7 separate regions of the Homo sapiens genome follow, and regions 2, 3, 4, 5, 6 and 7 are each linked to region 1. A link is a contact called in ENCODE Hi-C or POLR2A ChIA-PET data. All regions are on one chromosome and are shown on one strand. The core of a region is the stretch at or near the end of the contact, and the rest is flanking DNA. Distances in the headings are between cores, read along the strand shown. Region 1 holds the start of ZNF486 (zinc finger protein 486). Region 2 holds the start of ZNF431 (zinc finger protein 431). Region 3 holds the start of ZNF714 (zinc finger protein 714). Region 4 holds the start of ZNF430 (zinc finger protein 430). Region 5 holds the start of ZNF85 (zinc finger protein 85). Region 6 holds the start of NDUFA13 (NADH:ubiquinone oxidoreductase subunit A13). Region 7 holds the start of CILP2 (cartilage intermediate layer protein 2).

Region 1 (3,390 bases), core at 287-2,786:
AGGAACTGTTAACTAGAATAACCAGTTTGGAGAGGAACATAAGAGGATGAGATGCATGAATTCACAGAAGTAGGCTTCAGAAGACGGTTAATAACAAACTCTGCTGAGCTAAAGAAACATGTTTGAACCCAATTTGAAGAAGCTAAGAACCTTGATAAAAGGTTAGAGGAACTGCTAACTAGAATAACCAGTTTGGAGAGGAACATAAGAGGATGAGATGCATGAATTCACAGAAGTAGGCCTCAGAAGATGGTTAATAACAAACTCTGCTGAGCTAAAGAAACATGTTCGAACCCAATTTGAAGAAGCTAAGAACCTTGATAAAAGGTTAGAGGAACTGCTAACTAGAATAAACAGTTTGGAGAGGAACATAAATGACCTGATGGAGCTGAAATGTTTGGCATGAGGCCCAGTCACTAGGGCCCTTTGCGACTGGGCTCAAGGAACACAAAAACGTTATCTTGTTTTTCAATAACTAACATATAGGAATAGATTGAAACAGAGATTTCTCTGAAATGACACTACATGAATGCCTCAATGAATGCCTCAAGGGGGTCACACAACCGGTTCTGAGACTTGGTGACCATTGTTTGTGTCTGTGTTCAATTTATTTCAAAATTAATATTTAACTTTTCCTCCACAAATTCCCCTGTCTTGATGAATGGGCTCTGTCTAGGCAAAAGGCCTGTCTTTATGAATCAGCTCTGTCTAGACAAAAGGCAAGGTAAAACCCTTGGGCTGTTACACAACCTCCGCCTCCTGGGTTCAAGCGATTCTCTTGCCTCAGCCTCCGGAGTAGCTGGGACTACAAGTGCACACCAGCACACCCAGATAATTTTTTGTATTTTTAGTAGAAATGGGGTTTCACCATGTTGGCCAGGCTGGTCTTGAACTCCTGACTCAAGTTATCCGCCCACCTTGGCCTCCCAAAGTGCTGGAATTAGAGGCGTGAGCCACTGCGCCTGGTTCTAAATGATTTCTATTTCCTGTAACAATTTGAAATTACTTAAAGGTTGTTTCAAATTGAAAAAAAGAATGTAGATAAAATATAAAAAGTTAAAAAAATTACAAGTGATTATGAAATATATGTGTAAATCTCGAGAGGTCAAAAGTGACAAATCTGATTTATATATAAGGTTTTATTAAAATTAGCTTTAGTATTGATAATACACTATTACCAAAGTAAAAGTTGATTTTCTAACAAAAATTTTATGTATTATTAATATGACAGCAAAATACTTCTGTTCACCTTTTGAATACATGCAAAAAGAGAGAGAGTAAAAAAGAGATAGAATTTTCCCTTGCTCTAGGGTGGGCCTGGCTCAGCTCAGGGAGGAAGCCCTGCCTGAAAAGGCTGCAGCTTAGGCTGTTACTCTTTCATCACTCAGCCCAGCATCTGATCACATCCTCTGTCACTCAGGGACTGAGTGGGCGGGGCCTTAAGCATTATCCAATCAGAGACGCTGGGCTGGAAACCGTCCAATCAGGCAGGCAGCTGGAGCAAAGAGGACGGCTTCCGGGTTTGGCGCGGCCTTTGTCTCTCGCTGCATCTGGAGCTCTAGGTCGCCTCTTCGCTACTCTGTGTCCTCTGCTCCTAGAGGCCCACCCTCTGTGGCCCTGTGTCCTGTAGGTATTGGGAGATCCACAGCCAAGATGCCGGGACCCCTTAGAAGCCTAGAAATGGTGAGAGTGCCCATTGGACATCCTGAGAGAGGGGAGGGACTGGTTGATGGGAAGTGGCTGTGGAGGGACTCAGGCCTCCCCGTAGTCAGCTCCACAATCTGCGTCCGGACTTCTCCTTACCCAGCTCGGCCTCAGTCCCCTTCAGCCATAAGATGGTGGCTGCGCTGACAGCCGGTCCCGGGGCGTCCTGTCTCTTCCCTGCGCAGTGACCGTGCCCTGGCCTGGCGCCCTCTCTGTGCAGCAGCTCTCCACCCGCAGCTTCGGGTCTCTCCCAGATGGTGCGGGAACCACGAGAAGGTCATCAGGGGAGAATCTTGACTCGGGGTGCGGGTTCACGATTCGGAAGAGCTTTGGTCCGTGGGGTTCACAGTTTCTCTTTTCTTTTGTTAAAAATTTATGGGGCCGGGCGCGGTGGTTGACGTCTGTAATCCCAGCATTTTGGGAGGCGAAGGCTGGCGGATCACTTGAGGTAAAGGGTTGCTAGGACAACTAAATTCCTCTTCAAAGACTCAACTTCCTGATCAGAAGTTGTAAAAGTTGTAAAACAACCCTACCCCTTTTTCTCCCTTTTCCTTTTCTCGCAAATCGCTCGTTTATCCTATTTGGAAAAAGTTTGGGTCTAAGCCAACCGGGATCAGCTTAGATTGTGCGGTCTGACCCCAGCCAATAGGGGAAGGACACAAAAACAAAAACTACGTTGGGGTTAAAAACCCATTCCTGGTCGGGCGCGGTGGCTCACGCCTGTAATCCCAGCATTTTGAGAGACCTAGGCGGGAGGATCTTGTGGTCAGGAGTTCTAGACCATCCTGGCCAACACCGTGAACCCCGTCTCTACTAAAAATACAAAAATTAGCCAGGTGTGGTGGCAGGCACCTGTAATCCCAGCTACTTGGGAGGCTGAGGCACGAGAATTGGTTGAACCCAGGAGGCGGAGGTTGCAGTGAGCTGAGACCGCGCCATCGTACTTAAGTGTGCGTGACAGAGCAAGACTCCTTCACACACACAAAAGAAGGGCCAGGCGCAGTGGCTCACGCCTGTAATCCCAGCACTTTGGGAGGCCAAGGCAGGCGGATCACCTGAGTTCGGGAGTTCGAGACCGGCCTGACTAACATGGAGAAACCCTGTCTCTATTAAAAATACAAAATTAGCTGGGCTTGGTGGCGCATGCCTGTAATCCCAGCTACTCGGGAGGCTGAGGCAGGAGAGTTGCTTGAACCCGGGAGGAGGAGGTTGCGGTGAGCCGAGATCGTGCCATTGCACTCCAGCCTGGGCAACAACAGCGAAACTCCGTCTCAAAAAAAAAAAAAAGTAAGAATCTTAAAATTTTCTTCCTTTATGTAAACACTGTTTGAGTAATTTCACTGGATTTTTCAAACACTTAGTTTCAAAAACCAAGTGAATAACACTGACATGGAAATTAAAGCTTGAACCTAGTAATTCCAAGCTAAGGCTAATATGAAGTCTGCAAAAGGAGGGGGTTAAAAAAAATTTTTTTTTTTTGAGACAGTCTTGCTTTGTGGCCCAGGCTGGAGTGCAGTGGCGCGATCTCGGCTCACTGCAACCTCCGCCTCCGGGGTTCAAGCAGTTCTCCTGCCTCAGCCTCCCAAGTAGCTGGGACTACAGGCACTCGCCACCACGCCCGGCTAATTTTTGTATTTTTAGCAGAGACGGGGTTTCACCATATTGGCCAGGCTGGTGTCGAACTCC
Region 2 (3,390 bases), core at 462-2,961, 970 kb after region 1:
TTTACAACTGTTTCCATCAAGATCCAGAATCTGTTTTCCAAACCCTAGATCTGGCTGGCCTTATTGGCTCAGAGTGGTAGAAACTTGTGAACATGACAGTGGGCTAGTTTGGGGCCCAGGCTCAAATGGTCTTGAATGCTTCTGTTTTTCTTTCAGAATGCTGCCATCTCCCTGAATAAAGCCATGTTAGCCAGCTGGAAAATAAGATACCATGGGAAGGAGAAGCAAGGTGCCCTGTTGACAGCCCCAGAACTAGAAGCTCACCCCCAGAAGCACAGCTGGCTAGTCAACAAGCAGCTGATGATACGTGTCTCAAAGAGCTCAGCTGAGACTAGAAGAACGGCCCCACTCAGTCTAGCCTAAATGGCTGACCATCTCAATTATGAACTAATAAGTTTTGGACGATTTGTTATGCTACAATAGCTAACTAATACATGCACCCCGTGCAGATAGGACACCAGGATTCTATGACAGGTTGATTACTAGTTACCTTCTAACAGTGGGCACCCTATAGGTACTGATTTTTTCCCCTGATTTAAAGTTGGGTGACTTGTAAGAGAATGTTGAGTAATGCAGAAATACACGTAGACATGTATGCATGTGATTGGTGCTTATACCCACACAGTCCCACACACCACAGGAGAAAACAGATAACTACGGCCTGACCATTAGGGCCAAGGCCAATAGCAAAATAAGTTTTGCCTTTAATCTGTTTTCTCCATATCTAAACATTTGAGGTCAAGAGTGTGGACAGATCTGAAGACACAGAGTTTTATTATCCTGTGGCCCCAACATTCTTTCTTCACTGTCTGATCTCTGGAAGAAAATGGGCAACAGGTGGCTATCAGTGGTCTCCTTGTGGTTATTTTGTTCTTGCTGCCCTCTGCTCTTTCTATGGCCACTATCTGTTCCACCCTCAGAACTGAAGGGAGATGTTGGTAGGGAGAGGCTTTTCCTTCACCTCTGGCAGAAAAGGTTTGCTGGGGCCCTTCACCTCCCGACATCAGAGCTGCACTTCAATGTGGAAGCTTTGGTCATGTGTGGCTCCTGAGTGCCTGGAATGTTCCTGGTCTGAACTGCGATGTGCTAGAAAGGTAAAATACAGAGTTAGTTTCAAAGATTTAGTTTCAAATATTTATATACTTTATTAATAATCACATATTTCTCACACATTAAAATGAAAATTTTTTGATATATTGGGTTAATTAAATTGTTACAATCAATTCAACCTGTTACTTTTTTTTTTTAAGTTTGGTTACTAGAAAATTTAAAATTTACATATGGCTCACATTTTATTTCAGAAAATTACCTCCGTTCTAAAATTTCAGACGGCCTGCTGAAAGACCAGAAGCCGGGAAGGTCATAAAATCCGAAATTTTAAAATAATTGTTATTATATTCTTTTCATTTGTGAATAGGCATACAGTATGTTATTTATAAATGCATGTGACTTTACACACAAGGTTAAATACAAATTCCCTCTGGGGTGGGCCTGGCTAAGCTCTGGGAGGAAGCCCTGCCTGAAAAGACGGCAGCCTAAGCTGTCACTCTTTCTTCACTCAGCCCAGCATCTGTTCGCATCTTCTGTCACTCAGGGCCTGAGAAGGTGGGGTTTTAAACGTTATCCAATCAGCGACGCTAGGCTGGGAACCGTCCAATCAGGCACGCAGCTGGAGCGGACAGGACGGCTTCCGGGATGTGGCGGGGCCTTTGTCTCTCGCCGCAGCCTGAGCTCCAGGTCTCCCCTTCGCTGCTCTGTGTCCTCTGCTCCTAGAGGCCCAACATCTGTGGCCCTGTGACCTGCAGGTATTGGGAGACCCACAGCTAAGACACCGGGACCCCCTGAAAGCCTAGAAATGGTGAGAGTGCCGGGTCGGACATCCCGAGAGAGGGGAAGGGCTGGTTGTAACCGGTGGGAAGTGGCTGTGGCGGGACTCAGGCCTCCCCGCAGTCAGCTCCACAGTCTGCGCCCCGAGTTCTCCTTGCCCAGCTCGGCCTCAGTCCCCTCCAGCCATAAGATGGCGGCTGTGCTGACAGTCGGGACCCCAGGCGTCCTGTCTCTTCACTGCACAGTGACTGTGCCCTGGCCTGGAGCCCTCTCTGGGCAGCTCTGCACCCGCAGCACCGCGTCTTTCCCAGATTGTGCAGGGACCACGGGAGGGTCTTCAGGGGACAGTTCTGACTCGGGGTGCGGGTTCATGAATGGGAAGAGCTTTGTTCCGTGGAGTTCCCAGTTCCTCTTGTCTTCTGTTAAAAATATATGGGAGTCACTATAAAAACATTAAATAATTTAATCAAAGAGTGATTCAAAAATTGTGGAGCACCCAGCTGTGGTTTGTAATTTGTGCTTCATGGGCGGGACTTGAAGAAAAGACTTTTATAAAAAGCATGATGAAGAAAACCAAATTCAGTAATTGGTTAGGTAGAGTTACATAGTTTCTTAATTTGTACAATAAAGGTGAAAATTTCCTGATTATGTAATCAGAGGTTAATTGGCAGTTTATAGTTGGTTAGGGCTGAGTTTTGTTTCTCTCAATGTAGTAATTTACTGAAAAATGTACGTCAGTTAGATTTTTTTAAAGTAGGAACCCAGGGACTAAAGACACCTCCGTCTAATTGCCTGCCTTTTAATTATTTTCACAGTCCATGGGGAGCTGATTTTCCGCTGCATTTTTCACCTGTGTCCCAAGCAGGGTCTTAAGTCTAACCCCCATTCCTCATTTCTCCAGCCTCCCTCTGGCTTGCAGTAAGATACTAAATTTCCAGTTCCTTCTGGTGTTTCCAAATGCCAGCTTTTCCTCCCTAATTCACGTTATCGCCTATTTGTCTTTTAGTGTACTTTTCTATACCGTATTTTAATTATTTTTTGACAAAGCATTAAATGACGCTTTTCAAAAAGTTTTTTAAAAGATTTTTTAAAAAAAATATCTGTAAATATTTCCCATGAGAAGAAAGCAAAGAATAATCCCCTGATACTGTATTGTTAAAACTCTCTGTGCCTTTTCTCCTTGTATCTTCTCTAGGCACAGAGATCTTGTCAGAATGTTTTTCGGTCAAGGTTTTCCTTTGGAAACTTTATGGGGTGATGTGTCCTCAGCCACCTTTTAGTTTTTTTCTGGTCGTGGGTTTCAGTGCTGTCTGGGGATGAACTAAGATATCCACCGTGGTTATGTCAGCTAAAGTGCCTAGTGAATATCAGCTTCTGGTTTATTTTCTTCCATAGGACGACTTGAAATATGGAGTGTATCCTCTCAAGGAAGCAAGTGGATGCCCTGGGGCTGAGAGGAATCTTCTAGTTTACTCTTATTTTGAAAAGGTAACCTCTTGAGACATTAAAATTGTCTACGCCCAACCCAGCTTTCATTTCTTGGGGACACATTGCTGGTCAGCC
Region 3 (3,390 bases), core at 417-2,916, 910 kb after region 1:
CACCTTGTTAGCCAGGATGGTCTCGGACTCCTGACCTCTTGATCCACCCACCTCGGACTCCCAAAGTGCTGGGATTGCAGGCGTGAGCCACCGTGCCTGGGCGATTCTATTTTATTCGTTGATCTTTTGTGGTGCTTTTACAATTTTACATCTACATATTATAAATCCAGTAACAAAGAGTCATAATTGTTGCTTTTAATAGTGATAGGTTGCTTTAAAACTGAAGGGTACAATTTAGTCAGATACTTTGGTGCTATGCAAATACAATGCTTATTTTTTAAGTGTTATTTACAATTTTTACACTCCTCAGTTAACCTTGGATACAATAATAACTGGTGGTTTTGTGATGGTTTCTTTAGCATTTTATCTATGTTGATTAGTATTTGGAATTCTGTAAAAAAAAATTTCCCTATCCTTTTTTCTTTTTTATTTATTTAAAGTTTTTTGTGTATCAGTGTAAATGCATGGGTATTTATTTATTTGACTTGATTTATTTTATAGGTCAGTGCTCTAATTATTCATTTGGATGCTAACATTGTTCCAGGATGGACCATTGGGAGTTCTTTCAGGCTGGCTCCCTTTGACATGTTCCCATCATTTTTTAAAATTAAAAAAAAAGAAAGAAAAAACATTTTGAGGCTGGGTGCGGTGGCTCACGCCTGTAATCCCAACACTTTGGGAGGCCAAAGCGGGCAGATCACCTGAGGTCAGGAGTTCAGGACCAGCCTGGCCAACATGGTGAAACCCCGTGTCTACTAAAAATACAAAAAATTAGCCGAGCATGGTGGCGCGCGCCTGTGATCTCATCCAGCAGTGCTTTACTTGTAATTATTTTATTCCTGCTGCCGTCTCCTCTTTCTTTGGCCACTATCTGTTCCACCCCCGGAACGGAAGAGAGATGTTGGTAGGGAGAGGCTCTTCCTTCACCTCTGGCAGAAAAGGTTTGCTTGGGCCCTTCACACCGCTGACATCAGAGCTGCACTTCAATGTGGCAGTTATTGGCCATGTGTGGCGCCTGGTCTGAAGTGCGATGCTAGAAAGGTAAAATACAGAGTTAGTTTCAAAGATTTAGTTCCAAATATTTATATACTTTATTAATAATTACATATTTCTCACACATTAAAATGAAAATTTTTTTGATATATTGGGTTAATTAAATTGTTACAATCAATTCAACCTGTTCTTGTTTCTTTTTCAAGTTTGGCTACTAGAAAACTTAAAATTCACATATGGCTCACATTTTATTTCAGAGGATTACCTCCTTTCTAAAATCTCAGCCTGCCTGCTCAAAGACCAGAAAGAAGCCAGGAAGGTCATAAAATCTGAAATTTTAAAATAATTGTTATTATAAAATTATATTTTTTCCTTTGTGAAGAGCCATATATTATTTATAAATGCATATGACTTTACACACAAGTTTAAAGGCAAATTCCCTCTGGGGTGGGCCTGGCTCAGCTCTGGGAGGAAGCCCTGCCTGAGAAGGCTGCAGCCTAGGCTGTCACCCTTTCTTCACTCAGCCCAGCAACTGATCACATCTTCTGTCACTCAGGGCACGAGAAGGTGGGGTTTTAAAAGTTATCCAATCAGCGACGCTGGGTTGGGAACCGTCCAATCAGGCCTGCAGCTGGAGCGGACAGGACGGCTTCGGGGATGTGGCGGGGCCTTTGTCTCTCGCTGCAGCTGGAGCTGCAGGTCTCGCCTTCACTGCCCTGTGTCCTCTGCTCGCAGAGGCCCAGCCTCTGTGGCCCTGTGACCTGCAGGTATTGAGAGATCCACAGCTAAGACGCCAGGTACCCCGGAAGCCTAGAAATGGTGAGAGTGCCGGGTCCGACATCCCGAGAGAGGGGAAGGGGCGGGTTGTAAGCGGTGGGAAGTGGCTGTGGTGGGACTTAGGCCTCCCCGCAGTCAACTCTACAATCTGCGCCCGGAGTTCTCCTTGCTCAGCTCGGCCTCAGTCCCCTTCAGCCATAAGATGGCGGCTGCGCTGACTGCGGGATCCCGGGCGTCCTGTCTTTTCCCTGCGCAGTGACTGGGCCCTGACCTGGAGTCCTCTCAGGGCAGCTCTGGACCCTCAGCGGCGCGTCTCTCCCGGATTGTGCAGGGACCACTGGAGGGTCCCAGGGGTAGAATCCTGACTCGGGGTGCGGGTTTATGAATGGGTCCGTGGGGTTCCAGTTCCTCTTCTGTTGAAAATGTATGGGAGTCACCGTTAAAACACTAAAGCATTTAATCAAAGCGTGATTCAAAAATTGTGGAGCACCCAGCTGTGGTTTGTAATTTATGGTTTATGGGCGGGGCTTGAAGTAAAGACTTTTATAAACAGCATGATGAAGAAAACCAAATTCAGTAATTGGTTAGGTTCAGATACATAGTTTCTTAATTTGTAAAATAAAGGTGAAAATTTCCTGGTTATGTAATTAGATGTTAATTGGCAGTTTATAGTTGGTTAAGGATGAATTTTGTTTCTCTCAATGTAGTAATTTACTAAAAATGCACCTCAGTTAGATTTTTTTTTTTTAAGATGGAGTTTCGCTCTTGTTGCCCAGGCTGGAGTGCAATGGGGCGATCTTGTCTCACCGTAACCTCTGCCTCCCGGGTTCAAGCGATCCAATGCTTCAGCCTCCCAGGTAGCTGGGATTACAGGCATGCGCCACCACGCCCGTCTAATTTTGTGGTTTTAGTAGAGACGGGTTTCTGCATGTTGGTCAGGCTGGTCTCGAACTCCCGACCTCAGGTGATCTGCCCTCCACGGCCTCCCCAAAGTGCTGGGATTACAGGCGTGAGCCACCGCGCCCAGCCAGATTTTTTTAAAAGTAGGAATCCAGGGACTAGAGACACCTCAGTCTAATTTCCCGCCGCTTAATTATTTTCACACTCCATGGGGAACTGATTTTCTGGTGCATTTTTCAACTGTGTCCCAAGCACTGTCTTAAATCTAACCTCCCGTCCCCCATATCTCCAGCCTCACTCTGGCTTGCAGTAAGATATTAAATTTCCAGTTCCTCCTGGCATTCCCTAATGCCAGCTTTTCCTCCCTAATTCACGTTATCACCTGTTTGTCTTTTAGTGTACTTTTGTATACCATATTTTAATTAATTATTTTTTGACAAAGCTTTAAATGACGCTTTTTAAAAGGTTTGTTACCTGTTTGTAACTTTCCCATGAGAAGAAAGCAAAGAATAATCCCCTGACACTGTATTGTAAAATTTCTCTGTGCCTCTTCTCCTTGTATCTTCTCTAGGTACAAAGATCTTGTCAGAATGTTTTTGGGTCAAGGTATTCCTTTGAAACCTTTATGAGGTGATGTGTCCTCAGCCACCCTTTAGTTTTTTTCTGGTCGTGGGTTTCAGTACTGTCTGGGGATCAACCAAGATATCCACCATGGTTATG
Region 4 (3,390 bases), core at 513-3,012, 850 kb after region 1:
GGATGTTCAGTTCATTCACCCCCCTGACATCAGAGCTGAACTTCAATGTGGCAGCTATTGGCCACGTGTGCCTCCTGAGTGACTGGAATGTGGCTGGTCTGAACTGCGATGTGCTAGAAAGGTAAAATACAGAGTTAGTTTCAAAGATTTAGTTTCAAATGTTTATATACATTATTAATAATTACACATTCCTCACACATTAAAATGATAATATTATGGACATATTGGGTTAAATTGTTACAATCAATTCAACCTGTTCCTTGTTTCTTTTTCAAGTTTGTCTACTAGAAAATTTAAGATTCACATGTGGCTCACATTTTATTTCAGAAGATTACCATCTTTTTAAAATCTGAGGCTGCCTCCTTTAGCCGGGAAGGTCATAAAATCTGAAATTTTAAAATAATTATTGTTACATTCTTTTCATTTTTGAATAGCCACTATATATATATAAATATAAATATATATAAAAATATATAAAAATAAAAATATAAATATATATAAAAACATAAATATATATAAATATAAATATGTATAATATATAAATATATAAAAATATATAAAAATATAAATATAAAAAATATATATAAATATAAATATATAAATATAAATATAAATATATATAAATATATACATATAAATATATAAATATAAATATATAAATATATAAATATAAATATATATAAATATATAAATATATATATATAAATATATAAATATATAAATATATATATATAAATATATAAATATTTATATATAAATATATATAAATATATAAATATATATAAATATATAAATATATATAAATATATATAAATATATAAATATATATAAGTATATAAATATAAATATATATAAATATATAAATATATATATAAATATATATAAATATATAAATATATATAATTATATAAATATAAATATATATAAATATATATAAATGTATATAAATACATAAATAAATATATAAATATATATAAATATATATATAAATAAATATATACAAATATATATAAATAAATATATATAAATATATATAAATAAATATATATAAATATATATAAATAAATATATAAATATATAAATATATAAATAAATACATATATAAATATATAAAATATATATAAATAAATATATAAAAATATATATAAATAAATATATATAAATAAATATATATATATATATATATATATATATTTTAGACAGAGTTGTGCTCTTGTTGCCCAGGCTGGAGTGCAATGGCACAATCTCGGCTCACCGCAACCTCCGCCTCCCAGGTTCAAGCGGTTCTCCTGCCTCAGCCTCCCGAGTACCTGGGATAACACACATGGGCCACCACAACCCGCTAATTTTATATTTTTTATAAAGACTGGGTTTCTCCATGTTGGTCAGGCTGGTCTCTAACTCCCGACCTCAGGTCATCTGCCCGCTTCAGCCTTCCAAAATGTTGGGATTACGGGCGTGAGCCACCGTGACCGGCCCCATATATTATTTATAAATGCATATGACCTTACACACAAGGTTAAATGCAAATAACCTCTGGGGTGGGCCTGGCTCAGCTCAGGGAGGAAGCCCTGTCAGAGAAGGATGCAGCCCAAGCTGTCACTCTTCTTTCAGCCCCGCATCTCATCACATCTTCCGTCAATCATGGCCTGAGGGGGCGGGGATTTAAATGTTATCCAATCAGAGACGCTAGGCAGGGAACCGTCCAATCAGGCACGCAGGTGAAGCGGACAGGGCGGCTTCCGGGTTTGGCGGGGCCTTTGTCCCTCGCTGTGGCCTGAGCTCCAGGTCTCGTCTTCAGCGCTCTGTGTCCTCTGCTCCTAGAGGTCCAGGCTCTGTGGCCCTGTGACCCGCAGGTATTGGGAGATCTACAGCTAAGACGCCAGGAACCCCTGGAAGCCTAGAAATGGTGAGAGTGCCGGGTCCGACATCCCCAGAGAGGGGAGGGGCTGGTTGTAATGGGTGGGAAGTGGCTGTGGCGGGACTCAGGCCTCCCGGCAGTCAGCTGCACAATCTGCGCCCCGAGTTCTTGCCCAGCTGGGCCTCAGTCCCCATCAGCCTTAAGATGGCGGCTGCGCTGACAGGCGGGCCCCAGCACGTCCCGTCTCTTCCTTGCGCAGTGACTGTGCCCTGGCCTGGAGCCCTCTCTGGGCAGCTCTGCATCCGCAGCGCCGCGTCTCTCCCAGACTGTGCAGGGACCACGGGAGGATCGTCACGGGAGAATCGTCACGGGAGAATCCTGACTTGGGGTGCGAGTTCATGAATGGGAAGAACTTTGGTCCTGGGTTCCTAGTTCCTCTTTTCTCCTATTAAAAATGTACAGACCGGGAGGGGTGGCTCACGTCTGTAATCCCAGTACTTTGGGAGGCCGAGGCGGGCGCATCACTAAGTCAGGAGAGTTCAAGACCAGCCTGGCCAGCATAGTGAAACCCCGTCTTTACTAAAAATACAAAAATTTGCCGGGCATGGTGGTACACGCCTGTAGTCCCAGCTACTTGGGAGACTGAGGCAGGAGAATCACTTGAACCTGGGAGGTGGAGATTGCAGTGAGCCGAGATAGCGCCACTGCACTACAGCCTGTGTAACAGAGCAAGACTCCGTCTCGGAAAAAAAAAATGTACAGAAGTCACCACAAAAATATTAAAGAAATTAATCAAAGAGTGATTAAAAAACTGTTGAGCACCCAGCTGTGGTTTGTAATTTGTTGTTCATGGCGGGGCTTGAAGGAAAGACTTTTATAAGGTGCATGATGAAGAAAGCCAAATTCAGTAATTGGTTAGGTACCGTTATGTAGTTTCTTAGTTTGTACAATAAAGGTGAAAATTTTCTGGTTGTGTAATCAGACCTTAATTGGCAGTATACAGTTGATTAAGCCTGAATTTTGTGTCTTTCAATGTAGTAATTTTCAAAACGATGCGCCTGAGTTAGATTTTTTTTTTTTTTTTTTTTTTTTTTTTTTGAGATGGAGTCTCGCTCTTGTCGCCCAGGCTGGAGTGCAGTGGCACAATCTCGGCTCACTACAACTTCTGCCGCTGCCTGTGTTCAAGCTTCTCCTGCCTCAGCCTTTTGAGTAGCTGGAATTACAAGCGCCTGCCACCCTGCCCAGCTAATTTTTGTACTTTTAGTAGAGACGGGGTTTCACCATGTTGGCCTGGCTGGCCTCGAACTCTTGACCTCAGGTGATCCGCCTGCCTTGGCCTCCCAAAATGCTGGGATTACAGGCGTGAGCTATCACGCCCAGCCACGTTAGATCTTTTTAAAAGTAGGAACCCAGGGTCTAGAGACACCTCAGTCTAATTGCCTGCCACTCAATTATTTTCACACTCCACGGGGAACTGATTTTCTGCTGCATTTTTCACCTGTGTCCCAAGCAGGGTCTTAAGTCTAACC
Region 5 (3,390 bases), core at 444-2,943, 760 kb after region 1:
CAGCTCATGATACATGTCTGAAGGAGCTCAGCTGAGAACAGAAGAATGGCCCCACTGAGCCCAGCCTAAATGGCTGAGCATTTCAATTATGAGCAAATCAGTTTTGGATGGTTCATTATGCTGCCATAGTTAACTAATATGTGCACCCAGTGCAGATAGAATGCCAAGATTTAATAACAGGTTGATTACTAGTTACCTTCTAACATTGGGCACCATAAAAGTACTGATATTTTTCCCGATTTAAAGTTAGATGTCTTGTAAGATAATGTTGAGAAATGCAGAAATATGGCCAGGGGTGGTGGCTTATGCCTATAATCCCAGCACTTTAGGAGGCCAAGGCGGTTGGATCACCTAAGGTCAGGAGTTCAAGACCAGCCTGACCAACATGGAGAAATCCCGTCTCTACTAAAAGTACAAAAAATTAGCCGGGCGTGGTAGTGCATGCCTGTAATCCCAGCTACTCGGGAGGCTGAGGTAGGAGAATTGCTTGAACCCAGGAGGCAGAGGTTGCAGTGAGCCAAGACCACACCATTGCGCTTTAGCCTGGGCAACAAGAGTGAAACTCCATCTCAAAAAAAAGAAATGCCGAAATACATGTGGACATGTATGCATGTGATTGTGCTTATATTCACTCAGTTTCCCACACCACAGAAGAAAACAGGTAACCACAGCCTGAACATTAGAGTCGAGGTCAAATAGCAAAATAAGTTTGCCTTTAATCTATTTTCTTCCTATGTAAACATTAAAGGTCAAGACTGTGAACAGATCTGAAGACATAGTTTTTTTTCTCCTGTGGCCCATCATCCTTTGCTCACTGTCTGATCTCTGAAAGAAAGATGGGCAACAGGTGGTAAGCAGTGGTTTACCTGTGATTTATTCCTGCTGCCATCAGCTTTTTCTATAGCCACTATTTGTTTCACCCTCGGAACTGAAAAGAGACGTTGATAAATAGAGGCTGTCCCCTCACCTGTGGCAGAAAAGGGGTGTTCAGGCCCTCCACCCCCACTGACATCACAGCTGTACTTCAATGTGGCAGCTATTGGCCATGTGTGGCTCCTGGGTGCCTGGAATGTGGCTGGTCTGAACTGCGATGTGCTAGAAAGGTAAAATACAGAATTAGTTTCAAAGATTTTGTTTCAAATGTATTTATATTTCATTAATAATTACATATTGCTCACATATTAAAATGAAAATATTTTGAATATATTGGGTTAAATAAATTGCTACAATCAATTCCACTTGTTTCTTCTTTCTTTTTAAAGTTTGGCTACTAGAAAATTTAAAATTCACCTGTGACTCACATTTTATTTCAGAGGATTGCCTGTTCAAAGGACCAGAATACAGGAAGGTCATAAAATCTAAAATTTTAGAACAATTGTTGTTATACTTTGTTCATTTGTGAATAGCCATATAATATATTATTTTTGAATGCATATAAATTGATACACAAGGTAAGGGCAAATACTCTCTGGTGTGAGCCTGGCTCAGCTCAGGAAGGAAGCCCTGTCTGAAAAGGCTGCAGCCTAGGCTGTCACTCGCTCTTCTTTCAGCCCAGCATCTGATCACATCTTCTGTCACTCAGGGCCTGAAAAGAAGGTGCCTTAAATATCATCCAATCAGAGACGCTGGGCTGGGAACCGTCCAATCAGGAACGCAGCTGGTGCGGATAGGGCGGCTTCCGGGATGTGGCGGGGCCTTTGTCTCTCGCTGCAGCCTGAGCTCTAGGTCTTGTTTTCCCTGCTTTGTGTTTTCTGCTCGTGGACGCCCAGCCTCTGTGGCCCTGTGGCCTGCAGGTATTGGGAGATCCACAGCTAAGACGCCGGGACCCCCTGGAAGCCTAGAAATGGTGAGAGTGCCAGGTCCGCCATCCCGAGGGGGAAAGGGGTTGGTTGAAACCGGTGGGAAGCGGCTGTGGCGGGACTCAGGCCTCCCTGTAGTCAGCTCCACAATCTGCGCTCCAGTTCTTTTTGCCCAGCTCGGCCCCAGTTCCTCCAGCCATAAGATGGCGGCTGCGCTGACAGCCGGCCCGGGCGTCCTGTCTCTTCCCTGCGCAGTGACTGTGCCCTGGACTGGAGCCCTCTCTGGGCAGCTCTGCATTCGCAGCACCGCGTCTCTCCCAGATTGAGCAGGGACCACGGGAGGGTTGTCAGGGGAGAATCCTGACTCGGGGTGCGGGTTCATGAAAGAGCTTTGGGCTGTGGGGTTCCCAGTTCCTCTTTTTTTCTGTTAAAAATGTATGGGGGGACGGGCGTGGTGGCTCACGCCTGTAATTTCAGCACTTTGGGAAGCCGAGGCGGGCGGATCATCTGAGGTCAGGAGTTCAAGACCATCCTGGCCAACATGGTGAAACCCCGTCTCAATTTTTAAAAATACAAAAATTAGCCGGGCGTCGTGGCGCGCGCCTGCAATCCCAGCTACTCAGGAGTTTGAGGCAGGAGAATCGCTTGAACCCGGGAGGCGGAGGTTGCAGTGAGCCTACATCGCGCCACTGCACTCCAGCCTGGGCAATAAGAGTGAAACTCCGTCTCAAAAAAAAAAAAAAAAGATGTATAGGAGTCACCGCAAAAATATTAAAGAACTTAAAAAGTGGTTCAAGTATTGTAGAGCACTCAGCTATGGTTTGTAGTTTGTGGTCCATGGGAGGAGCTTGAATAAAAGACTTTTATAAGGTGCATGATAAAAAAATCAAATTAGTAATTGGTTAGGTACAGTTATATAGTCTCTTAATTTGTACGATCGTGTTGGCAATTTTCTGGTTATGTGATCAGAATTTAATTGGCAGTTTATAGTTGGTTAAGCCTGAATTTTGTTTTCCCCGATGTGGTAATTTACTAAAAAATGAAATTTTAGTTAGATTTTTTTAAAAAGGAGGACCCCAGGGACTAGAGCCACCTCAGTCTAATTGCCTGCCACTGAATCATTTTCACAGTCCACAGGGGACTTCTTTTCCCCTGCATTTTTCACATATGTCTCAAGCAGGGTCTCAAGTCTACTTCTTACTCCCTGTTCTTCCAGATTAACTCTGATTTACAGTAAAATACTAAATTTCCAGTGTCATTGACATTCCCAAATGCCACCTTCCCCTCTCTGATACACATTATCAATTATTTGTCCTTTATTGTACATTTTATATTTCAATTAATAATTCTTCCACAAAACATTGGATGGCACTATTTAAAAAATTGTCTTCTGTTTGTAAATATTTCCCATGAGAAGAAAGTGAATAATAATCCCTGACACCATATTGTAAAAAAATCTCTGTGTCTCTTTTCCTTTTATCTTCCCTAGGCACAGAGTTCTTATCAGAATATTGGTGGGTCAAGGTTTCCGTTTGGAGACTTTATGGTGTGATGGGTCATCAGCCACTCTTCAGTTTTTTCCTGGTCCTGG
Region 6 (3,390 bases), core at 251-2,750, 650 kb before region 1:
CGAGGCCTTCGGGATAGAGCACGCCGCGTTTCTGGCGCCGGGGCAGGCCGGCGATGTCCGAGTCGTCGAAGGGCATGCACCCGGTGACCATGACGTAGAGCACGACGCCCATGCTCCACACATCGTACTTCTTGGGGTCGTAGGGGATGCCCAGGAGCACCTCGGGTGACGCGTAGGCGGCTGAGCCGCAGTAGGTGGTGCTCAGGTCTGGGTAGCCATGGGCCTGGCGGCCGAAGCCGAAGTCGGTGAGCTTGACGCGGCGCTCGTCCGGGCTCAGCAGCACGTTTTCGCACTTGAGGTCGCGGTGCACCAGGTGATGATCGTGCAGGTAGCGCACGGCGCCGGCGATCTGCGCAAAGAGGTCGCGCGCCTGAACTCCGGGGATGCGCCCGTTGCGCTGCACGGCTTGCAGCAGGTCGGTGGCGGCCGCTTCCATCACGATGTACAGTTTCCCGTTGCACACCTCGATGAACTCGAAGACGTGCACGATGTGCGGGTGTCGCACGCCCCGCAGGATGGACAGCTCTCGCGGCAGGAACTTGTTGACGAAGTCCGGGGGCGCTCGCCGCCGGTCCACCACCTTGATGGCCACGGTACCCTTGTACTTCTTGGATGTGGCCACCTTCACCTTGGAGTAGCTGCCCTCTCCAATTGTGCGGCCCAGCTTATAACCGAGTTCGCTCAGAAGTTTGTCTCCCGACATGGTGGCGCCTAGGGCGCACGGGGGGCAGGAGGCGGCTGCTGTCGGGGGGCGGCCGGACTCCAATCTCGGGTCTAAGCCATGGCGCTTGGCACCTACACCCCCGCACCCCCATGTGCCCACTGCCAGACATTGGCCGCTGTTGTGCCTTTTATTGCCCCGTAACAATTTTTGCCTTGTGAAGTGACTGCGGGCGTCACTCCGCCTTAGGGTGGGGGTCCGGGACCCCGCCCCGGGGCCACCCTAGCCTCCCTGCTTTGTGACTCATAATCATCCTGAATGGTCAGTTTCCGATGAGAGGCCACTAGCAAGGGATACCCATCACCACCAGGGAGCAGAATCCGTTCCAGGGATTGGGGTGAGTCCGACTTCGAGCAGCAGCTGCCCCCCAACATCATGTACCCAGCCCGTGACTACGTGGAGCCCTGGGCTTCGCGTAGAGTCCCTAGACGGGGCGAAAACGGGAAAAGGGGCCTTAACTGGGGCACCTGGCTCCTTTGAGAGCTCGGAGTTTCTGACTGGCCTGCGCAACACCCCAGAGGCAAGGTGAACGCGAGGGCCTATAATGCAAGAACCAAGGCGAGTCACGCCCTGTCTGGGCAAAAGAGGAGTAAAGACCCCTCAGCTGCAGCCCGGCAGCGCATTCCTACCCAGGGTCCGCCGCCAGAGCTTTCCCGCGCGGTCGGATAGTTACACTACTGTCCGGGACTTCCTAGCCGTGCCGCGGACCATCTCAAGTGCTTCCGCCACACTCATCATGGCGGTGGCAGTAAGTCACTTCCGCCCGGGACCGGAAGTGTGGGATACTGCGAGTATGGCGGCGTCAAAGGTGAAGCAGGACATGCCTCCGCCGGGGGGCTATGGGCCCATCGACTACAAACGGAACTTGCCGCGTCGAGGACTGTCGGGTCAGTATCACTCTGCGCCGGGGTCTCAGAGTCTGGGCACTCGGGGCTCGGGGGCGGGGTTCCGGGGACACAGGCGGGCCTCAGTTTTCCCGGCGGTGTGACCGGAGGCGGAGCCCGGGGATCCATCATAGCTTCTGTAATAACGCTAAGTGCTGCAGTTTGTTGAGGTCTTTCCCAGCTCCTCTTCCTTCTCGTAACAGCCCAGGAAATCGGTCCCTCTAGTTATTTACGTTTTACAGTGGGTTAAACTGAGTCATAGCCTGTGCTCTGGCCCTCAGCCACCCTTGGATTTCTAAGATGGGGAAACTGAGGCCCAAAGAAGGCCGCGGCTCCCCAAGGCAAAGCTGAGGCCGCAACCCGGAACCTGGAGGGAATTTACAAGATGTTCTATGCAGTGGTTCCCTGCTGGCAGCCCCCGCCTGCATGGTGTCACAGGAATCCATATTCTTTAAATTTTCAATTTTTTTTTTTTGAGACGGAGTTTTGCTCTTGTTGCCCAGGCTGGAGTGCAATGGCGCCATCTCGGCTCACCGCAACCTCCGCCTCCTGGGTTCAAGCGATTCTCTTGCCTCAGCCTCCTGAGTAGCTGGGATTACAGGCATGTGCCACAACGCCTGGCTAACTTTGTGTTTTTAGTAGAGACGGGGTTTCTCCATGTTGGTCAGGGTGGTCTCGAACTCCCAACCTCGGATGATCCGCCCACCTCGGCCTCCCAAAGTGCTGGGATTACAGGCGTGAGCCACCATGCCCGGCGTAAAGTTTTCAAATGTTTAAGTAACACGTTAAATTTTGTTATCGGGCTCAGCACAGAAAATTGAAAAAGAGAACTTAAAAGGCGCCCATACTCAGTCCCCAGGTTAACAGACAAATAGAAACTTTTAAACGTAATCTAAGAGTGAATACATACATTTCTTTTTTTTTTTTTAAGACGGTATGGTTCTGTTGCCTGGGCTGGAGTGATTTCTTGGCAACCTCCGCCTCCTGGGCTCAAGCCATCCTCCCACCCCAGCCTCCTGAGAAGCTGGGATTACAAGCATGCGCCCAGCTTTCTGTATTTTCTATAGAGATGGGATCTCGCCATCTTGCCCAGGCTGGTCTCGAAGTCCTGGGCTCAAGTGATCCACCCACCTCGGCTTCCCAAAGTGATGGGACTATCGGCATGAGCTACCGTGCTCGGCAGAATGCATGTCTCTTAACAAATCAAACTTTACATTTAAATTACATGTTATGCACATTATTCCTCAATTTTAACACACACACAAAAATGAGCATGGTAATTAAAAACGTAATAATTCAGACAGTAGAAAAATCAGTGTGAGGTGAAAAGTCCTCCCCAGCCCCTTCTTGGTTTTTTTATTTTTTATTTCTACTTTTTGTAGAGACAGGGTGCAGCTATGTTGACCAGGCTGGTCTCAAACTCCTGGGCTCAAGTGATCCTCCAGCCTCAGCCTCCCAAAGTGCTGGAATTACAGGCATGAGCCACCGCGGCCAACCTCCTCTTGTTTTTCTTGTATCCCAGAACTGAGATTGGCAGACTTTTTCTATAAAAGGGACAGATGACAAGTATTTTGGGTTTGGCTGGCCAGAAAGTTTCAGTTACTGAGACAACCATTTACAAATGGAAAGTGTTCTTAGCCTGGGGGCTCTACAAAAACAGATTGCCTGTGAGCCAGGTGGCTCATGCCTGTAATCCCCACACTTTGGGAGGCTGAAGCGGGAGGATGGCTTGAGCCCAGGAGTTTGTGACCAGCCTGGGCAACATAGTGAGACCCCCACCTCTAC
Region 7 (3,390 bases), core at 380-2,879, 630 kb before region 1:
GCCACTGCACTCCAGCCTGGGCAATAGAGAGAGACTGTATCTTAAAAACAAACAGGCTGGGCGCAATGGCTCACACCCATAATCCTAGCACTTTGGGAGGCCGAGGTGGGCAGATCACAAGGTCAGGAGTTCGAGACCAGCCTGGCCAATATGGTGAAACTCCATCTCTACTAAATATACAAAAATTAGCCAGGCATGGTGGCGTGTGCCTGTAGTCCCAGCTACTCGGGAGGCTGAGACAGGAGAATTGCTTGAACCCGTGTGGCAGAGGTTGCAGTGAGCCGAGATTGCACCATTGCACTCCAGCCTGGGTGACTGAAGACAGAGGCTGGGTCAGATGGAGGAGGGCGATTGAATAGTAGGATAGGAGCAGAAGCAGAAAGTCTGAGTGCAGAAGCTCTGGTCTGATTGGGAGGGAAACACCTCCAAGGACTGGGAGAGACTTGTCTGAGGGCGGAGGCAGAGTTCTAGGGGGCGACAAGTCTCACCAGGACCCATGTGCCAGAGAGAAAAGGCTGGGTCTGATGGGGGAGGGGAAGTGGGGGTGGGGCAGCAGGACTCTGGTCTGAGGGCAGAGGCTCAGTGTTGGAGGGGAGAGGAGAGGAGGCAGGGACAGGATGGACTCTAGGCTGAGGGCAGGCCACCCTCCCAGTTCCCAATCCCCCCGGACCCTCCTCCCTCAGGCTGGGACGCAGAGACCGGCAGCGATTCGGAGGACGGGCTGCGGCCTGACGTGCTGGTGTCTCTCGCGGCGCCCAAGCGCTGCGCTGGCCGCTTCTCCGGGCGCCACCACTTCGTGGCCGGCAGGTTCGTGCCCGATGACGTGCGCCGCAAGTTCGCTCTGCGCCTGCCGGGATACACGGGCACCGACTGCGTCGCGGCACTGTGACCGCCACCCGCGGCCACACCGCAGGGACCCTCGCCAATAAACAGCCCTCCCACCACCGCCGCCTCGCCTCCGCCTCCTTTGTGCACCGGGCCCGCTGCGGGGGTGGGCACACTCGAAGAGGGACTTCACACGGTCCCTGGGTGATCCAAGGCGGGGAGCATGAGAAGGGCGGTGGAGTGGGACTTCCCGCTGGCCTAGAAAACTTCAGCTAGGGCTGGGGGCGGTGGCTCCTGCCTGTAATCTCAGCACTTTGGGAGGCTGAGGCTGGAGGATCGCTTAAGGCCAGGAGTTTGGGACCAGCCTGGGCAACATAGCAAGATCCCGACTCTACAAATTAAAAGAAAAAGAAGAAAGAAAACTCGAGCCAGAAGAATGGAGGGTAGATTCAGGGTGGGACTCCCAGACTGTTTGGGGTGGCCTAAAGCCTATAGGATCGAAGTGAGACGCGAGACAGGACTTCCAGCCACCTAAAGCGGGTCCGAGCAGCTTGAGGCTGGATTCCAAGTGACACTTCCCTCAGGCAGCTTGGGATGCAGCTTGGAGGACTGAGTGGGCTCGGGGAGGGAGTTCCAGCAGGCCACGGGGAACCCAGGACAGCCTGAGGACGGAGGCACAGCCAGACGCACCAAGGGGGGCGACCCAGAGGGGTTGCTCGAGCGCCGTCACCCAGGGCCAGGGGGCGTGGCCTGAATGGGGCGTGGCCAGGGCGGGATCTGCGGTCGCATCCCGCCCCCACTCTCAGTCCCAGCGGCCGCCAGACCCGCCGGAGTTGGACCCGAGCACGCCGCGGAGCCCGGACCCTCCCTCGGACGCTCTGCCCCGGCCATGGCGTCGCTGCTGCCACTGCTCTGTCTCTGTGTCGTCGCTGCGCACCTGGCGGGGGCCCGAGGTGAGGCGCCTCCAGCCCCCGCGCCCAGCCCCTGAGGCTCCCGAGGGCCTGGCAGCCGGCCTTGGGTGAAGCCGCACTCGGGGAGAGAACCCAGGGACCCACGCGCTTCCCCGGGGACTGGGTCCCCTTCACCAGTCGGATCCCCGCGACCACCTGGGGCGCGGAGCGGGCCTCATCCATTCTCTTCCTTGGCTAAGCCGGGAGTGTGGATAAGAACCTAGGGTTCCTCCCGGGGTTTGGACTCTGAATCACCGGCCAGGTCTCCCACCCTGGACCGAAGGGGTCGGAACTGGCCCCTCCCACCTAACTCCCACACACGCACTCACTCCAACCGCTGGAGAAAGAAATGCCCATCCCTGGAACACTCAATGGGGCGGGGGACGGGCCCACTTCTCAAGTGAGGAGACTGAGGCACCCAGAAGGAAGGGGCTTGTCTGACCTCATCACTCTGCTGGGAGTATCTTGGACAGCTCCTATCTTGGAGAAGCCAGTCTAGATTCCAAGGACTTCCCGGCAGCTCGGACTGTAGTACAGGGATGGAAGACAGACTAAGGGAGGGGCTTCCAGCAGGCCAAGTGGATGAGGGGGAGCCCAGCCTGAGGGCAGAGGCACAGCCAGCTGAACTTGATTGATCTCGCGGCAGCTGAACATAGTGGGAGGGAGACTCTAGCCTAGGGGAACTGGGTGGTACTTGCACTTCCCCAGCCGGGGGGTTAGGGCTAGGTCAGAGAGAGGTACCTGGCTTTGGGGGCCTGGTGGTGGTCATGGGCAGCGCGCTGGAGGAGAGTGTATGGCAGCCCTTGGGGCTAGAGCTGGGTTCTGGCCTCTCAGAGCCTCAATTTTCCCTCCTGTTAAAATGGGGATCATGGGCCAAGCACGGTGGCTCACGCCTGTAATCCCAGCACTTTGGGAGGCCGAGGCGGGCGGACTACCTGAGGTCAGGAGTTTGAGACCAACCTGGCCAACATGGTGAAACCCCGTCTCTACTAAAAATATAAAAATTAGCTAGGCCTGGTGGAGCGTGCCTGTAATCCCAGCTACTCAGGAGGCTGAGGTGTGAGAATCACTTGAACCCAGGAGGCAGAGGCTGCAGTGAGCCGAGATCGTGCCACTGCACTCCAGCCTGGGTGACAGAGGGAGATTCCGTCTCAAAAAAAAAAAAAAAAAGGGGGGGGATGATCGTGGCTGCACCTTGCCTAAAAGGAGGCTCCCAGCGGTCCCCATCAGTAGCAGCGTGCTTCCTTCTCCCCACTCCTCACCCACAGACGCCACCCCCACCGAGGAGCCAATGGCGACTGCACTGGGCCTGGAAAGACGGTCCGTGTACACCGGCCAGCCCTCACCAGCCCTGGAGGACTGGGAAGGTGAGTTAGCCTGCCTCGGAGTCCCGTCTCTGCTGCGGGCTTGTTGGGGGTGGGGCTTGGGCTACTGGGGTCGTGTGAGGAGAGGGCACACACTAGACGAAGGGCCCGGCGCCGTCCTGGTCCCCGGACATGACAGCCCCTGGAGGTGATGCCCCAAGTTCAAGATCTAAGTGAGAGGCCGGTCAGACAGAGGCAAGAGCTCAGCGCACCGGGATGGACCAGGTCAGGCCCTGGGCGGCAGAACTGGG

The links. Hi-C counts contacts between places; a loop is a spot of excess contacts on that map. ChIA-PET counts read pairs that join two places held with the same protein, here RNA polymerase II (POLR2A). Pooled maps may share reads with other maps.
Region 2: a map of ascending aorta shows a loop between it and region 1 (6-fold over the local background). The contact joins the promoter of ZNF431 here to the promoter of ZNF486 in region 1. A Hi-C loop is called at or near these places in 2 of 168 maps with a recorded cell type or tissue (ascending aorta and naive thymus-derived CD4-positive, alpha-beta T cell) and 9 of 50 pooled maps. POLR2A ChIA-PET finds 5 or more read pairs at or near these places in 3 of 52 experiments (CD4-positive, alpha-beta T cell, activated CD4-positive, alpha-beta memory T cell and activated T-cell).
Region 3: a loop to region 1 is called in a pooled map, with 6 times the contacts of the local background. The contact joins the promoter of ZNF714 here to the promoter of ZNF486 in region 1. A Hi-C loop is called at or near these places in 1 of 37 single-sample maps with no recorded cell type and 4 of 50 pooled maps. POLR2A ChIA-PET finds 5 or more read pairs at or near these places in 1 of 52 experiments (activated naive CD8-positive, alpha-beta T cell).
Region 4: a loop to region 1 is called in a map of naive thymus-derived CD4-positive, alpha-beta T cell, with 9 times the contacts of the local background. The contact joins the promoter of ZNF430 here to the promoter of ZNF486 in region 1. A Hi-C loop is called at or near these places in 1 of 168 maps with a recorded cell type or tissue (naive thymus-derived CD4-positive, alpha-beta T cell), 1 of 37 single-sample maps with no recorded cell type and 13 of 50 pooled maps. POLR2A ChIA-PET finds 5 or more read pairs at or near these places in 3 of 52 experiments (CD4-positive, alpha-beta T cell, activated CD4-positive, alpha-beta T cell and activated naive CD4-positive, alpha-beta T cell).
Region 5: a map of CD8-positive, alpha-beta T cell shows a loop between it and region 1 (9-fold over the local background). The contact joins the promoter of ZNF85 here to the promoter of ZNF486 in region 1. A Hi-C loop is called at or near these places in 2 of 168 maps with a recorded cell type or tissue (CD8-positive, alpha-beta T cell and naive thymus-derived CD4-positive, alpha-beta T cell), 4 of 37 single-sample maps with no recorded cell type and 9 of 50 pooled maps. POLR2A ChIA-PET finds 5 or more read pairs at or near these places in 6 of 52 experiments (AG04450, CD4-positive, alpha-beta T cell, WTC11 and 3 more).
Region 6: a loop to region 1 is called in a pooled map, with 7 times the contacts of the local background. The contact joins the promoter of NDUFA13 here to the promoter of ZNF486 in region 1. A Hi-C loop is called at or near these places in 5 of 50 pooled maps.
Region 7: a loop to region 1 is called in a map of CD8-positive, alpha-beta T cell, with 11 times the contacts of the local background. The contact joins the promoter of CILP2 here to the promoter of ZNF486 in region 1. A Hi-C loop is called at or near these places in 1 of 168 maps with a recorded cell type or tissue (CD8-positive, alpha-beta T cell), 1 of 37 single-sample maps with no recorded cell type and 6 of 50 pooled maps. POLR2A ChIA-PET finds 5 or more read pairs at or near these places in 1 of 52 experiments (OCI-LY7).

Annotation. Positions count from the first base shown.
Region 1 is chr19:20,165,678-20,169,067 of GRCh38, forward strand. ZNF486 (zinc finger protein 486) reads left to right here and starts at 1,537. Exons shown (of 4, transcript NM_052852.4): 1 at 1,537-1,683. The coding sequence starts at 1,654. All of the region lies in intron 5 of LOC105372310 (a long non-coding RNA gene), which reads right to left. RefSeq lists an enhancer at 2,119-3,060.
Region 2 is chr19:21,140,329-21,143,718 of GRCh38, forward strand. It overlaps ZNF431 (zinc finger protein 431), which reads left to right and starts at 1,712. Exons shown (of 5, transcript NM_133473.4): 1 at 1,712-1,858; 2 at 3,223-3,315. The coding sequence starts at 1,856. RefSeq lists enhancers at 1,738-2,217, 2,999-3,390.
Region 3 is chr19:21,080,537-21,083,926 of GRCh38, forward strand. It overlaps ZNF714 (zinc finger protein 714), which reads left to right and starts at 1,667. Exons shown (of 5, transcript NM_182515.4): 1 at 1,667-1,812. RefSeq lists an enhancer at 2,006-2,155.
Region 4 is chr19:21,018,895-21,022,284 of GRCh38, forward strand. ZNF430 (zinc finger protein 430) reads left to right here and starts at 1,763. Exons shown (of 5, transcript NM_025189.4): 1 at 1,763-1,909. The coding sequence starts at 1,907. RefSeq lists enhancers at 1,453-2,046, 2,047-2,638.
Region 5 is chr19:20,921,558-20,924,947 of GRCh38, forward strand. ZNF85 (zinc finger protein 85) reads left to right here and starts at 1,694. Exons shown (of 4, transcript NM_003429.5): 1 at 1,694-1,846. The coding sequence starts at 1,844.
Region 6 is chr19:19,514,725-19,518,114 of GRCh38, forward strand. It overlaps NDUFA13 (NADH:ubiquinone oxidoreductase subunit A13), which reads left to right and starts at 1,501. Exons shown (of 5, transcript NM_015965.7): 1 at 1,501-1,608. The coding sequence starts at 1,515. TSSK6 (testis specific serine kinase 6) reads right to left here and starts at 824. Exons shown (of 1, transcript NM_032037.4): 1 at 1-824. The coding sequence starts at 703. RefSeq lists a silencer at 1,070-1,189 and an enhancer at 1,400-1,679.
Region 7 is chr19:19,536,636-19,540,025 of GRCh38, forward strand. It overlaps CILP2 (cartilage intermediate layer protein 2), which reads left to right and starts at 1,630. Exons shown (of 8, transcript NM_153221.2): 1 at 1,630-1,778; 2 at 3,044-3,142. The coding sequence starts at 1,715. YJEFN3 (YjeF N-terminal domain containing 3) reads left to right here. Exons shown (of 7, transcript NM_198537.4): 7 at 684-946. The coding sequence ends at 889. RefSeq lists a silencer at 1,506-1,875 and an enhancer at 2,968-3,390.